Linked DNA regions of Mus musculus: region 2 is linked to region 1. Evidence: chromatin loops called from intact Hi-C (ENCODE). Cell type or tissue: heart. All regions are shown on one strand.

What was found. A loop is a pair of places that touch in the nucleus more often than their neighbours do. Peaks named below come from ENCODE experiments on the same cell type or tissue, not always from the same donor. Only the 100,000 strongest peaks of a DNase experiment are listed, where the experiment ranks them.
Region 2: a loop joins it to region 1, with 7 times the contacts of the local background. A loop is called at or near these places in 15 of 42 quality-filtered maps.

Annotation. Positions count from the first base shown.
Region 1 is chr7:83,665,136-83,673,135 of GRCm38, forward strand. Il16 (interleukin 16) reads right to left here. Exons shown (of 19, transcript NM_001360087.1): 8 at 7,899-8,000; 9 at 4,957-5,074; 10 at 1,741-1,873. Among named protein-coding and RNA genes, the nearest start is that of Stard5, 37 kb to the left of the region's middle. In heart, a CTCF peak has its summit at 3,772 (motif pointing right); a DNase peak (open chromatin) is centred at 3,776.
Region 2 is chr7:83,798,631-83,806,630 of GRCm38, forward strand. No RefSeq gene overlaps it. Among named protein-coding and RNA genes, the nearest start is that of Cfap161, 7.8 kb to the left of the region's middle. In heart, a CTCF peak has its summit at 4,142 (motif pointing left); a DNase peak (open chromatin) is centred at 3,951; H3K27ac peaks cover 946 bases.

The DNA of each region.
Region 1 (8,000 bases):
GAATCCTTTAATGGGTAGAGTTCAGATTCTCAAGACAAAAAACGTGGTGGTGGTGGTTGCACAACTGTGTTGGTAGCCTTCGAACCACTGAACTATACTGCTGACTGAGAGGCTGCGCTCAAGACAACTATTGAGTAGCTTCCTTCTCCTTTCAAGCCTTGGTTTCATTGTCTGTGACTTGGAGTGAGGAACAACACAATAGCCTCAGAGCTTGGCAACCCAGACTCATCAGCAGTGTGAACACACTTATAGTACAATTCCAGTCAACATCAGCTCTCACACTTGCCTGCTCCACAAAACCTGTCATCCACTTACAAGCTATGGCTCTGACTTTGAACTTTGTGCTCTCATTTACTGGGATTCACATCTAGGAAACAGTGAATAGCCAGTGGAAATGGCTCTCACCAGGGAGCCCAGGGTGGTCTCACCTACCTGTCAGCGTGGCACCAAGTCTCAAGCTTAGGTCTAGCCTGGAACTCACAAAAGCATCAACCCTCGGGGTAGCTCCCTATGTAGTGTCTCTATCCTGATATCCCAGAAACATGTTACCCCCCCCCCAACTCCTAGGTCATTCTGTCCTTTTCCAATCCCTAAGTCACATTCTGTCTCTTAGCCCAAAGCTAAGTAGTGAGGAGCCCCTGCTGAATCTTCACAAGTATGGCTTCTCATTCCTTCTTCTCTAGACTTTTCCTATGCCTTCTGTGTAGCACAGGGCCTCACCATCTATTTCTTTTTTTCTTTAGGTATTTATTTCATTTACATTTTCAATGTTATCCCAAAAGTCCCCCACACGCCCCCCCCCCCACCCACTCCCACTTCTTGGCCCTGGCGTTCCCCTGTACTGAGGCAGATAAAGTTTGCACGACCAATGGGCCTCTCTTTCCACTGATGGCCGACTAGGCCATCTTCTGCTACATATGCAGCTAGAGACACGAACTCTGGGGGGTACTGGGTAGTTCATATTGTTGTTCCTCCTATAGGGTTGCAGATCCCTTTAGCTCCTTGGTTACTTTCTCTAGCTCCCATTGTATTTCTCTCTTCTATACTCCACATATTCTACCCTGTTCAAAGGTCGGAACAATAAAATATGAACCTGTTGCATCTCGGGCTAATGGCCTATAGCTCCCCACTGTATCCAGAAAAGAACAGACTCAGCAGCAGTGTGAGCACACTTATAGTACAATTCCACCCAACATTCCTTTTTACAAAGCTATGGCTCATTGCTTCTGACTCTGACGTTGAACTTTGTGCTCCCATTTACTGGGATGATTTTCTAGAGAAACCTAACCTCTAGTGACCTCTGCTTTACTGATCCTGCCCCTTCTCTGTGGTCTCTTTACTGGGGCCATGAGCTTATTCTGGGATCCCCACTATAAATTTGCTCAATCCTAAATCCTCATGGCTGAGCTCTAGATATTTTCACTGTGAGTGCCCACCAGGTGCACACACAAATAGATCGCTTGCACTTGATACATGGGACTCTGGGTTTCTGTCTCTCTGTCCCGAAACGTGTAACTCAGCTATAAGATTTTCCTACGTGGATATCAATTGTTTCTGCTGACTAGGAGTTTGTCAGTGGGTCTCTGCTATAGAGAGTTGTTCCCACACAAAGTCTGAAAGGGTTTGGATGAGTACAGATCAAACCCCAGCCAGCAACATCTCTTTTTCCATTCCGTTCTTCCTCTGACGTTCATACTGATCGAGTGAGCCTAGGCAGAGAAAAGCCTGATGGCACATTACCTGTGGGTCCGGATGTCGGCTTACGATGATGGGAACTGGGCCAGGGTCACAGTGGCTCAGGATTGTGTAGACTTCATTGAGAGTCAGGCAGTGCACTGGAGAATCATTGATTTCCACAATCTCATCACCACACCTGCAAAAGCACCCACAGGAGCCTAAAACACACTAACAACTATGACAGAAAGAGGGTCACCTTTCAGGAACCCACTCCTTGTGTGTCAATGCAGCAATGCACTCCTGTCACTGTGGACCATCTGGGCCAGTGATTCATGCACAGAGCAGTCAACACAAACTCTGTTCACCTGTCACTCTCCCTTCCTTCTTCCCTTGACCTGCTCAACATTGAAGTCATGCTTTACCCTCTCTAGCTGACCAGCCATAACATAATTCACCACATCCTGGCCCTTGATGTCCCCAGAAGTAGAGTGTCTTGGAGGAGGAAGGACTGGGCAGCATGTGCTAAAGGTAAAGAAATCACTGAGGAAGGATGCAGCAGAGGTCCTTGCAAAGAGAAGCAAGAACATCCGCCAAGGAAACTTATTTTAGTTCCAAGATGGGTGTTGCTTGTACTAGCAACTGCTGTGCTGTGGATTAGAATGGTACCTTCCAAAGGCCTTTGCACCAAAGGCTTAATCCTCCATTGGGTGCTATTGAGAGGTGGTGAAACTGAGGAGCTAGGGCCCAACGTAAGCCCTCTGGTTACTGGAGGGGGGGTGCCTTTGCAGGGACCACTGTGGCTCTGCTCTCTCCTCTTTGTCAGCATTCTAGACAGAGGTGAACACTTTGTTCTGGCTCCTCTCCCTGCCCTAATGTGTTTCCTCATCACAGACCCACATGCCGTCGGACTGGTCAGACACATATGGATTTTCCAGAACTGTGAGCCAGAATAAACCTCGCTTCTTATAAGTCGATTGCCTCAGATAATCGCTACAGTGACAGAATGCTGGTTAACACAACCACTGAAACAGAAAACAAAGATACAAAGGACAGGATTGTATCGTGTTGTTGATATAAACTGTCCCGTCTCGTCTTATGGCAACTTTGTACAAGCTAAAATCATCTGCAAGGAGGGAATCTCAACTGAGAAAATGCCTCCAGAATATCAAGTTATAGGCAAACCTAAAGAGCATTTTCTTAGTTAGTTATTGATGGGGGAAGACCCAGCTCATTGTGGTGGTGCCACTCCTGGGTTCTATAGGAAATCAGGCTGAGCAGGCCTCTATGCAGCACTCCTCCACCGCCTTTGCATCAGCTCCTGCCTCCAGTTTCCTGCCTTGCTTGAGTTCCTGGTCTGACTTCCTTCAATGATGAACAGTGATATGGAAGCATAAGTAAAATAAACCCTCTCTTCAAGGTACTTCTCGTCATGGTGTTTCATCATAGCAATAGTAACCCTAAGACATGGCCCAATTCCTTCCACCCTTGCAGATGGAGAAACTGGGGCATCAATGGTGAAATGACTTTTCTATTGCAACCTATACTGGGGAGGGACACTTTTCTGTAAAGAGCCAAGAGTAAATGTTTGTTTTCCAAGACATGATGTCTGTGTCACAAATGTTCAACTCTGTCACTGTAGGTGACAGCTGCAACCTTGGACAGCAAACAAGAACAGTGCATGGCTGTGTTCAAACAAAACGTTAGTGTAAACGAAGGTAGCAGGTAGTCGTTTTCAAGTGATCAGCTGGGTCAGAATGAGAACTTGAGTCTCCTGACTCTGCACCCCCTGCTTCCTTCTGTGTTTCTGCAGAGCTGACCCCCTTATCTTGCCAAGATGATTCACATTCTCTGGATGTGGATTTTTAATTAATTTTTTGAATTTTGAATAATTGAAGACTCCAGCCATGTAACACAGAAGAGTCCCTACCCCATGGTGGGCCTCTGATGGGGGCAAAAGAGATAAAATAAACACCCCAACTCTGAGTTGGGTCCACCAATTCTGCAACAAGATGCCCTGACTCTAGAGCTAGGTCACCTAGCCCTGCTCCTGGGCCCCTATCTCTGCAGGAATGTCCCCAGCACAGTAGCAGTGCTTCTCCTGCAGATGGCAGCACAGATCTATTCCTAGCTCCGCATCTCTATCCTGACTCTCACACTAGGAAAAAAAAAAACTGAAAATCAGGACAAAACCTTCCTGCTTAGCAAAAGTGTGTCCTAGCAACAGATGCATTTATACCACTGGCAGATGTTAGAATAGCTGCAAAAGTATTGTAACAGGTTAAACTAAGATAAATGATTTCTACCTAATCAGATCACTTACTGATTGCAGGAGTTCTTTGTAGAGGTGTGACTGCAGTATCTAAAATCATTTTGCTTCTCTCAGCAAGGACATGCATGGACATGGCTGGTTGGCTTAAAACACCTCTGTCTGCATGTAGAGCTCACAGGTAAACCTGAGAGATGCCCATCTGTGACACCATGGATTCTGTGTGTTGAATCTGAGTTAAAATATGCTTCCTTTCTATTTGCCCTTGCAGCCCGGCATTCTCAGAAGCCGTGTTTCTTTAACTGTTACATGCACACAGACTTCTTAGGAATCAGTAACACTGGGCATAGCAGCTCTGGTGTAGGGCTGCGAAGACCGCAATCCTGCTGTTGAGGTTTGATCTGTTGCTGTGCATTGCAATGCTAAATACTGGCCCCTGAGATCTGTTTGCCCCCAATGAGTGGATCATCAGGGATGAAGAGATCCCTATGTATACCAAGTGATGCTATGTCATCTTGACCCCAAAATTATCCCTGATTGGTCAATAAAGATGCCTATGGCTTGAGCAGGAGAAAGGTAGGCAGAGTTTGGGTTCCCAGGCTTTGGGTCTGAGGCAGAGACCACAAGGTAAAGAGAAGAAGAAGGAAGAGAGTATCATGTGGTGGGTGGATTGTGAGAACATGGCCAGCCAGTTGAAAGAGCAACCCAGGTAGAACAGGCCAAATGATATCTCAGGGTTATTGACAGGGAAATAGATCAAGTAGCTTAGAGCCCAGCTCTAGTACTTTTAAGGCTTATTATAAATATAAAGCTTTTGTGTCTTTCGTTTGGGAACAAAACAATCTAAGGTGGGATTTAAAAACACCCAAATTGTATTTACCACACCAGGTGACTGACATGGCAGCTGTTGATGTGTAACAGAATCAAGACTGAATATTTCACCATTTCTGCTGAGGTCAACTCAAGATACTCCATGCTGTAAGACAAGGGTCTATTCAGAAATGAGGACTCACCTCAGCCGTCCATCAAGATGTGCCACGGATCCTGGTGACAGTGTGTGAACGAAGATGCCTGAGATGCACTGGAAGTAGGGGATGCTGCACAGGCCGATCCCCAGGCCAACACCTGCCTCTGGAATGCAAAATGGAGGAAGAGTGGAAGATGTGAGCCTTTCTGGGGTGGGGACTAGCCTATTAGGTGTCTCTGACCCCTGACATCCTGGGCTTGTCAAGTGTCTTGGACACAACATTCATTCCAGCCCTGTGTGTGGCGTGTCACTGTGCACAGGGGCCACTTGGGGACCAAATGATGCCCAAAGCAGACAATGAGAAGGGGGTGTAGTAAGGTCAAATGGAGAAACACTAGGAAATGAGAGAGGGAAGACACCAGGCAAGAGCTAGAGGAAGTGGGAAGAGGGGAGGAGACAGTGATCTATGCAGGAAATGAATGGGACCGTGTTAGAAGGTGGCAGCACAGCCCTTCATGCCTCAGGGACTACATTTAGTCTAAACCATGGATGACAATAAAGAGCCAGGATGAGGAGACAGGGCAGACAATTGACTAGCGGAAACAGCCCAGGCATAGGCTGGGCTGGGAGGAATACATCATGTTGCTATAGGTCCTGAAAGGCCATTGTGGGCAGAACATGGATAGACATGCAGAGAGGTGATGGACCCAAGAGCATGGATCCCAGGCAACCAGGAATGCGGGATGCAGAGAGAGATGAGGTGGCATAGGGCAGGGATCAAGGGCTGGACTCAAAAGGCTTTGTATGCACAGGTATACAAAAACAAACTCTTTGACTGAGAAGAAATGCCATGGGACAGTCAGGAATGAGGAAGTGGTATACCTTAACTTCCATCTTTAGTAATATATCTGGCTTTACAAGGAGAGATAACTATGGATGGTTAAGAATGGAAGTGCAAGGATCACTGGAAAGGTCCAGAGGGGTAAAGAGGGCAGCAAAGCAGAAACAGGAGTGCACAGAATATACTCCAAAGGGGTGGAATATAAGCATAGCATGATAAAATTTCTCCAAGGCAGTCTTGAATTGAGGGATTGGTGGGCGACAGGCTGCTTTCAAACAAGGAAATCTGGAAAGGACCAGACCTATGAAGTCTTGCCCTACAGGCACTCATGCCGTCCATGAGGTAACTGGGAAGATGTGAGAAGAAGATGGTTGCACAGGGCACATGGGTCCTAGACAAACAGAATGCAGGTGATGTTAGGGGTATGGGGACCTCCAGAATGGCAGAGGAGACAGATGGTTGGCTAGATTGGAAAGGCCTTGGAAACAAAAACATGGCAGCTAGGAAGGACCAAATGGAAGGTCCATGGAGTAGTAAGGAGAAAGAGCCTCCTTCAGGTTTTCCTTAGGCATACATAGCTTAGAAAAAGTGGTTTCACCTTTTGATGTTTGTTCTCCCAACAGCACCAAGAGGGATGGCTGTTGTGGGTTATTGTTATCAAGGTTAAAAAATATATGGGCTGTGACATGCACTGTGAACAGAGATCAAAGTCGATCCTGATACCCAGGTCTCCTAACCAGGGCAAGAGCTCTTTGGCTTAATAGGCCTGTGGGTCCCTGAAGCTCACACCAAGCAAGACTGAAACAATCTGCGGGGACAGAGGCTATGATGTGGCTGCTTAAAGCATCTCAGCACTGGTTCTAGTGCAGGCCATCAGGAGAAGCAGCAGACTAACGCCATGACTCACCCACATACCATGCCATGCCTGCTCCCTGAACTTCACCACAGGAGCCCTATGGGCAGTGTACAAAGACAGATCTATGGCTACCGAGATTTTGTGCCAGAGATGCGTGAAGGCTTAGCAAGCTTGTGGTCCAGCAGAGGCACTGAGACATGCATCCGGCAAGGGGCCCATTGCCTGCTTCTGGCCCCCATTCCTACACACATTTGCTCCTCATTTATCCCTTTCTCTGGTTTCCCAGCCTCTTCGTTGAAACCCTTTCCTTCCTCTCCATCTTTCAACCCCACCTCCTTCCACTTGCACCAGCTACTCCAGTCTTCCCTCTGTCCCCAGAATGCTTGCTTATCACTGTAGGTGGAGACAAGCTCTGCATCTAACACTGTCCCTTGTCCTTCCAATCTCAGCTCAGCTTCACTATGGCAGAGCAGGCCTCTAAAGCCTTCTAGAATTATCATCTGGGCAGAGGGGATGGCTGTGGAACTCTGAATGTCGTCTAGATTAAAAAAACAAAAACAAAAAACAAAACAAAAAAACAAAAAAAAACAAAACCTTGGTCATCTTGCAGAAGAAAGAAAATAGGCCCACAGAGGGCCAGTGAGCTGCTCAAGGTCTCAGCAAGATATTAACTGCAGAGTCTAGGGCCTGGTCCATTATGGTATGGTGTGTGTGTGTGTGTGTGTGTGTGTGTGTGTGTGTGTAGTAAGTTCTCTGTTATATGCTTGCTAACCATCTCATCAAAAGATATTGTCTGGGTTCAGATGGCACAGATAAGCTTCCAGGAGCAGGATGAGGAGCCAGCGAGATAGTGCTCAGCTGCAAAGATAACTGTCCCTAAGCTTGATAATCTGAGTTCAATCATTAGGACCCACATGGTGGAAAGAGAGAATTAACTCCGACAAGTTGTTCTCTGTGGGGGATATGCACATGCATGTACACAGGTACACACTAAATAAAGGGGTGGAAGGAGAGGAAGAGGAGGGAAGGAAGGAGGGAAAGAAGAAAGGAAGGAAGGAAGGAAGGGACCTGATTTAAACCCAACTGGATAAGGCTTATGCCTTATTATTATATTATTATCTGCTAGCAAACCTCATTCTGTGATGTTTCCATATGATAGAGGCCTGGGTAGCTCTGACAGAGACTGGCAGACACTGGCATAGTCTTGGACAGGGGCAGGAAAAGGGACAATATTTGAAATGTAAATAAAGAAAATATTCAATTAAAAAAAAACTTGGCACCTTACTCCTACCTTTCTTCAGAGACACCTCCACCATGATTCTGTAGTTGGGTTTGGCAGTGCTAGCAGGAGACGCTGGACTTTCCAAGGAGAAGGGGCTGCTGTCCTGGGCAC
Region 2 (8,000 bases), 130 kb after region 1:
GCAAAGGAGAACGAATTAGGTTGGCAAGTAAATTGAAGGTAGGAAATAAGTAGGATTCTTAATCACAGAGCTTCTCAGAGTCTTGGGTGCAAGACATGTCCTGGAAATCTATGGCCAAGCTAAAAAGCATGCAACCGAGCCCACATTCACTTCAACATGAAATCTGTTTCTCAGGATCATCTTGTAAACTCAGTAGTTTAAGAAGCACTGACTAGGGCTGGAGAGATGGCTCGGTGTTTAAGAGCACTGACTGTTCTTCTAGAAGTCCTGAGTTCAATTCCAAGAAATTGCATGGTGGCTCACAACTGTCTATAATGGGATCGGATGCCCTCTTCTGGTGTGTCTGAAGACAGCGACAGTGCACTCACACACACACATAAATAATTGTGAAGAGGAAGGAGGAGCACTGACTATACTTGAGATATAGTTTTGGGGTTTTTGGGTGTTTTTGGTTTTGTTTTGTTTTTTGTTGAGTAGCCCAGGCTAGCTTCATGGAAAAGAGAAGGATGACCTTGAACTTCTGATCCATCTGCCTTTACCTCAAGAGTGCTGGGATTCCAGGCATACGCCATCACCACATGAGGGGCACAATGCTGGGGACTGGATACAGGATTTAGTGTGTGCTAGGAAGTGCTCCACCAATTGAGCTAAATCCCCAACCCACAGATTTTCTTTTGAGACTTTCAGCTCTTTGGGAAGCCCCAAACTGGAGCTTAGAAATCTTCCTGCATCTAATTCCTAAGTCCTGGGACGGCAGATGGATCCGGGTCTCACTCAGCCCATTGCCTTGAAACAATTTCAAAGAAAGAACACTGCTTTTTGCCAGACCAACACCACCATGAACACTGTTGTACTGCAACCCATTAGGCTAACCTGGGTCACCACAGTGCTGTGCAGGACCAGCTCCCAGGCACAGTGCCTACAGGTGTGCATGGAACATACGGTCAGCACCAGCTACTCCATCACATCCAAGGTGAAAGATGCAGTGCACGAGAGTGATGTGCCCACCTTGCTGGAGTCAGAACGGAGGCTAGAACTTGGGCTGGATCCGAGGTACCCATTCACTTGGCCCATGGGATGGACCACAACTGTTAAATAATAAGGAGTTTGAATTGTAGTTGTAGTGAGACAGAGTTCTTCATCTCTCGGAAGACAGGAAGCAGAGATGGGAAGGGACCCAGACAAGGCCTATCTTCCCTTGGGACATCTCTAGTAACCTGCATCCTCTGACTAGGCTCATCTAACTTCTACCTTCCAAAATAACACTACAACCCAGGAGCTGAGCTTAATAGGGGCCAGTTTACATTCAAACTATAATGCAAACGGTTTTGAAGCTCAAAGAACATGGTGATAGAAAAAGAATAAGATTTGAATACAAAGAAGCAGGAATAACAAAAAAAGGGGAAAAAAAAAGAAAAAATAGAATTTCTTTCAGGCAGAGAAGCAGAGTAAAGGCAGGCTCAGAAGAAAAGAGAGGCCAGAAATCCTTGCAGGGTGAAATAAGTAAAATTAAAGGGAGCAGACAGGTAAAGGTAAAAGGCCTCTGCCATCAAGGCCTATGGCTCCTCTTCTACAGGCAGTAGGAACTTTCTCAAAAAAAGCTGATGCAGGATAGATTCCAGCTGTGGAAATCTGCTGTGGCTCTGGGCTGTTGGTAGATTTAAGGCAGACATGTCAGGAAAGCTGTTAGGAGACACCAGGAAGAAGGAACGCCATGTTCATGGAGCACTAGTAGTAAGGACAGAGCAGTAGACGTGAATGAGAAAAGAATCAAGTTAACATCTGGAGATTGTGGGAAGCTGTGTATTTAGCTGAGACTCATGGTATATGGTATCCTGTGCTTTACCCTGGGCAAACAGGTAAATAAGAGACTCCTGCTCTCTGTCTTTGTAGATAGTAAGAAGGAGGAGGCCCTTCTGCACAGTGATGGCAGGCTAGGGGTAGGGGATGGGCACAGGGAAAGCATTTCTAAATGGAAGTTGACTTCCTACTCAAGAGTCCTTTGATACAGAAGGCAAGGTACCAAAAATGGTCCTACTCTAACCAAATGACATCATTTTCTTTCATGCTGCACCCAACCAGGGCATCTATTCCCACCCTAAACAAAAGAACATGTGATGCTGACATAGCAGAAAAGTCTTCCAAGTTTTTATGTCGCCATCTGGTTTTCCCTCCTGTTTTCATTAGACTCCTACAGGAGAGAACACCACATGAATACCATATATCTCCCCTGAGCCAGACATGACTCTCCCAGAGCCTAGATCCACCCCCAGGAATAGCTACATTCCCTTGGATTCTTTCATCTCAAACCTGGCCTTCTAGCACTCAGTCTTGGGTGCCCTCTTCAATGCGATCATCTCATGTCCCACTCGCTTCTCCACACTCTGACGTCTTGACCTCAGATGAACCATATTGCTGCCCATCTCCTTACCTTCCTCACTACCAGCAAAAGAGGGTGGGCCCTGTGAAGAGGAAGCCTGTTGTTTTCCACAACACCCTGGTGGCTTTGGAAATCCAAGGGCAGGTTCAGCTTTGGAAGCAGGGACTAAAAGAAGACAAATGTCTTTGCCTAGGAGAACAGGACAAAAACATGTTTCCCACTTAGAAGGGAGGTTGACTCTGCGGAAAGAGCTGATCCCCAGAGCAGGGGATCTGAGAGGCCAGAAGCCTGCTGGAGACTCACCGACGTCCTTGAGAGGACTCTGGCTTTTAGCCAGCATGAAGGTGGAGCTTCAGGCCTGTCTTCTGGGATCAGAGAGGCCCCAGAGCTACAGAGGAACAGTGTCTTCTAAATCATTGAAAATGTATTTCAAACTTCTTTTTCCCCCTATTCAAGCAGAGGCGAGGCAAACCTGAATTGCATACAAGAAATAGATATATTATAATTAGGCGGTGGTGTTATGGTTTGCCTCAAATGAGTTGAGATAGAAACTTCAATCTTATCACAGTGAAGAGTCATCAGGGCCTGCAGCACAGTATAGATACATGGGCCAATCTGAGCCTCTGGAGCCATGCTGTAGAACTGGGCAACGGAAAGCCACATGCTTCTCCCGATGAGCAACGGAGGCTAGGGTGACTCGCATGCAGCTCAGAGTTTGCTCCCTCAGCGAACCCCAGTTTCACAGAAATGCCTCTGTCTCCCACCAACCCACTCATCCCACCTCCCTGGTCAAGAAACCTAGTCTTTATTGCTTCACAAAAATATAAGTATTTCATACATAGATGGTCACATTCACTATGTAGTAAAGATAAGCTGTTGATTCCATTCTCTCTCCTCCTCCTCCACCACCACCATCATCACCATCACTATTATTTAGATACAGAATTTCTAAGTGTTGGGCATACAGGGCCTTCGTTCGTGTGTTTACAGAGCTGTGAGGTGCTTACAGAGCTCTAGGGTAGTAGCTGAACAAGGGTATCAGAGACTCAGTTCCCCAGACAGCGTGCTTTTCCTCTTCCCTTAGTCTAGTAGGAAAAGCTAGGGTTTGCTTTACTTCACTGACAAATACAGAGAAGTTCTGGGAAGTGCCCAAGGCATCCTAAGAGCCAGAACTGAAACTCAAGAGTGAAGGGGGGGGGGGGAGAGAAAACAGGAAAATGTGGCTTTCTATTTTCATAGCAATCACAGACCTCAGGCACATTAGTGTGTAGTTTTCAGTCTGGTATTGTTACTACTCTAGTTTTGTGTCTTAAATCCCTGACTCTGAGTCAGGTGTCCTTGACTCAAGGGGCAGAACTTACCTGCACTGTGACGTTGAGTAAAGTCACAAACTCTGGTTCTGTTGCCTCATGTGTAAAGTAAGATATGTGAAAACCTGTGTCTTGTGGTTGTTGGGATCTGTGTGTCAGGAGGTGTGTGAAACACCTTGGCACAGCAGCTGCTTCTGCTTGTTGTTATGAAGACACTGCGTCTGGGCAAGCACAGGTGCCAGGGTTCTCCTCACAGCTACCTGGCACCTCACGCCGCAGATGCTTGCAGCTTCTAGATGTCTGTGTTGGACGCTCCTTGGTGTAGTCTCAACCAAAAGTCAGCTAAGCGGAACCAGGTCTTTCCTGAGTCTTCAGAAATAGATTTGATTTCATAATTGGACAATTCTGCCCTCTTGTGACAAATCATAGATATAGCGTGTTATCCCTAAACAAAACTCCAGGGCAGGACTGAGGAAAGCTTCAGGACTGCTTGCCGGGTCCCACTTGGAGAGGGCTCATAAGGCCCCACTTCTCCTTAAGGCTCTATAGGCATTTGGTAGTTGTTAGGGAAATGGGATTCAATAGGCCTATCCTCTCCCAAAAGATCTATAAGAAGAAGTGGTTGCTGGGAGAATGGAGAGGCACCCATGCTCCTGTATATAAACCCATATGCATGTCCCTGTGAGGAATCCCAGTGGAAATCATTGGGTCACTCCATCCCCAGAAGAGGACATGAGAGTATAAAGGGGACTAGTTGAGAAGGGGAAGGGGATCGGTGAGATGGGGGAAAGAGGACAAGGGAAGATAACAGAAGAGGAATATGATCACATACTATACATGCATGAATGGAAATGTCATCGTGAAACCATTATGTTTAATGCATAATTAATTTATGCTTATTTTTAAAGAAAAGGAGACTCCAGTTTACAAGTGTGTCTCTATTTCCAAATGGTGTGTCTGAAACTAATGGTCCCTCGCCCTGAAGAACACTGAGATGGAAGCCAGCTGCATATCAGAGATGTTGATAGGTTATTTGCCTAGCATACATGGATCCCTGAGTATAATCCCCAGCACCACAGAAAACTGGGTTGGTAGTTCATGCTTGTAATCCCAGAACAAGAAGGATAGAGGCAAGGAGATGCAGAAGCCAAAGTCTTCGTTGCCTATTCAGTGAGTTATTTAGTGTAGTCAATACCTAGTCTCAAAACACACACGCGCGCGCGCACACACACACTCGCGCACATGCACATGTACACGCACACACATTTATAAAATGACTGTTTAATTGTCTCAGGTTCCTCTCCTGTAAATAATATTTCATTGCATGCTCTAAGAGAAGCCAAGTCTGAGAGGTCACTATCAACCTCACTGTTTCTTCTCTTAGAATTTATCTCTTCAATACCCTTCCTCCTGTAACTTATTCTCAGGCATCAAAACCATCTTCAAAGTCCAGTACCCTCCACATCTCTAGACTGGATTCAGCTAGTTGGCCTCATTGCCTGGTGCTTTGTATTTTTTCTGGGGGAAAAAAAAAATCCCCGTTCAGGGCAATGTTTTCTCCGCAGGGATCAGGGCCCTTGTGTGAGCCCCAGTTGCACCTTCTGTCCCATTGACACTATTTGTAGAACTGTGGCTAGTTCACAGCGGGTGATTCAAAGCACATGTTACACCTAGAAATTACTCAGCTTCCTTCTTTGAAGCTTTCTTGGGTCCAACTGCAGTACAGTACGTGCTGTTTTTCCACAACTCCAGTCACTGTTGTTCACTGAAGGTGCATAGCTACCCACCCACCAAACATTGGGGCTGGCTTCAACATGGGCTTGATCTTTTGCCTGTTCTGGCTACCTGAGCCTCAGTAAGCCTTTAAGTACCTGTTCTGAGTCCTGAATGCTGGTGTCAAATGGATCTCAATTTCCCCAGTACCATTGCTTGAGTGACAGGATTCTCTATTACCCTCATATACAAGGCTCAAAATGAGGCTTGGGGGTCATGTGGGTCCCAGATGAATTTCTGTCCTCCAGCCTCTGCAAACCAGCTTCCCCAGTGTGACATTAATCTACACTGTCAACCTGACTGAATTAAGGAATGCATAGGGCATTAGCAAGTGCGTCTCCAATGACATTTTGAAAGAAAAAAAAAAAAACTCAGTGAGAGTAGAATTGTTGAGCATGTGAACAGTGGCATTCTGTGGATGAGGGTCCTGAAGGGAGAAAGTGGGTACCCAACTCCCAACTCATCTGCCTACATGAGGGGTAAGCAGCCTAGTGTTAATAGCAACACAATGGAAAGCCACTCCTGACACCATGCTGGACTGAGCTTCTAACTATGAGCCAGAATAGACTCTTCCCACCTGATGTTGTTTCTTGTTTGGTTACATGTTATATTATTTCATTTCAAACCAGGGGTCTCTTCCCCACCTTTTATCACTTGGTTCCCAGATAAAAAGACATGCAATCTTTATATCCATAATAAACCTTAATTGGCACTAGAGCTGGGGAGATATCTATCTATCCTCCAAGCTATTAGAATCTACTTCTGCATGACAGCCCCAAATTATAACTTGATATATTCCATCTGGGCTGCTCTTAACTCCAATTGGCCAGCCCTCATGGCCATGTTTTTATAACTCACCTACATGGCATCTCTCCTCCCTCTTCTCTCTCTTCCTTCTAGTGGTCTCCTCAGAACCCAAGTCTGGAAACCCAAATCCCGCCTACCTCTCTTCTGCCCAGCTATTGGCTATAGGCATCATTATTCACCAATCAGGCCACTAAAGAGGGTTCCATCTTCATGGTCTTATATAAAGCTTGATTATCTCCCAAAAGCTTTTCCTTCCTCCAAATTCAATTACACAGAGAAAAAGACTTTAACATATGGAGGTGGAGGAGACAGACAGGTCCAGCCCCAAGCAACCTGTTCTGATAGGATACAATGAAAGGAGATGGTCTGGCCAGACTCAGATGCAATAAAGAACCTTTAGTTCCATATGTACATGGTTTATAAGCAGAGGGAACTGACAAAGAAGGCTTTGAAAAGACAGCTTTTGATTTGGTTAATGACCGAGGTTCTTGGACTTCATTTGTAGCATCCATAGCCATCCCTAACTCCAGTTCCTGGGAATCTTCTGGCAGACCCATTAGCCTGGCCTCCTTGGCAAAGTTCATCCTGGCCAGTGAAAAGATCTTATCGAAGAAGAAGAAGAAGAAGAAGAAGAAGGAGGAGGAGGAGGAGGAGGAGGAGGAGGAGGAGGAGGAGGGGGAGGGGGAGGGGGAGGGGGAGGGGGAGGAGGAGGAGGAGGAGGAGGAGGAGAAGAAGAAGGAGAAGAAGAAGAAGAAGAAGAAGAAGAAGAAGAAGAAGAAGAAGAAGAAGAAGAAGAAGAAGAAGAAGAAGAAGAAGAAGAAGAAGAAGAAGAAGAAGAAGAAGAAGAAGAAGAAGTAGTAGAAGTAGTAGTGGTGGTGGATGGTACCTGAGGGCCAACAATCATCTTGTCCTCTGACCTCCACTCATGGACCTGCATATACATATGCATACTCATACCTGTTTGTGTAATTTTTAAAAACACGCTTCTACCTTCTCAGGTGGTCTGCCCGTGCTCTCGGCTTTGCTCTGAGATCAGCAGCCACCAATTCCACTCAGCTCCACCAACAGCCAGTTGGTCATTTTTCCCTCTTTCTTCTCCGGCCCACCTCAGTGCCACAGACAGTTTTATTTTTTTATTATTTTTACTTTTTATTTTATTGTTATTTTAAAACTATCTAGATAACTCAATGACTAGTTGAAGAATTTCCTGCACTAATCTTATTAACTAGCTATCTCCATTCTCCCTGCTCACAGCAGAGGCTACAAATTCTAGGGGCCCCAAGGCCTACATGTCTGCAGCTTCCTCTCTCCAAAGCCTGGTCTGAATTTCTCTATGTCCCAGAAGTCCCACCTTCTTCCCTTCACCTAGCAATTGGCTTCTGCCTCCTTTATTGACACAATCAAGAACCAATTAAGGAATTGACACTTCCCTCTACACATACCCACATGTGCACACATGAACACACACACAGGTACACACACACACACACACAGGTACACACACACATAGAAGATATACTACATGTTTATAGTTTTTACAAAGATTAGATAAAAACTCCACATGTAAAATGTCCCAAGAATCTCCTGAATCTGCCTTGTCAGTTCTGCCCTAAACAAGGAAAATAGTTCCCTTAAATCTATCTTGTGTGGTTTGTGGCTGTAATAGTGGTGTATTTAGTACCAGAAGAACCAGAGTGGCCACGACGCCTGTCCCAGTCCTTTTACTCTCA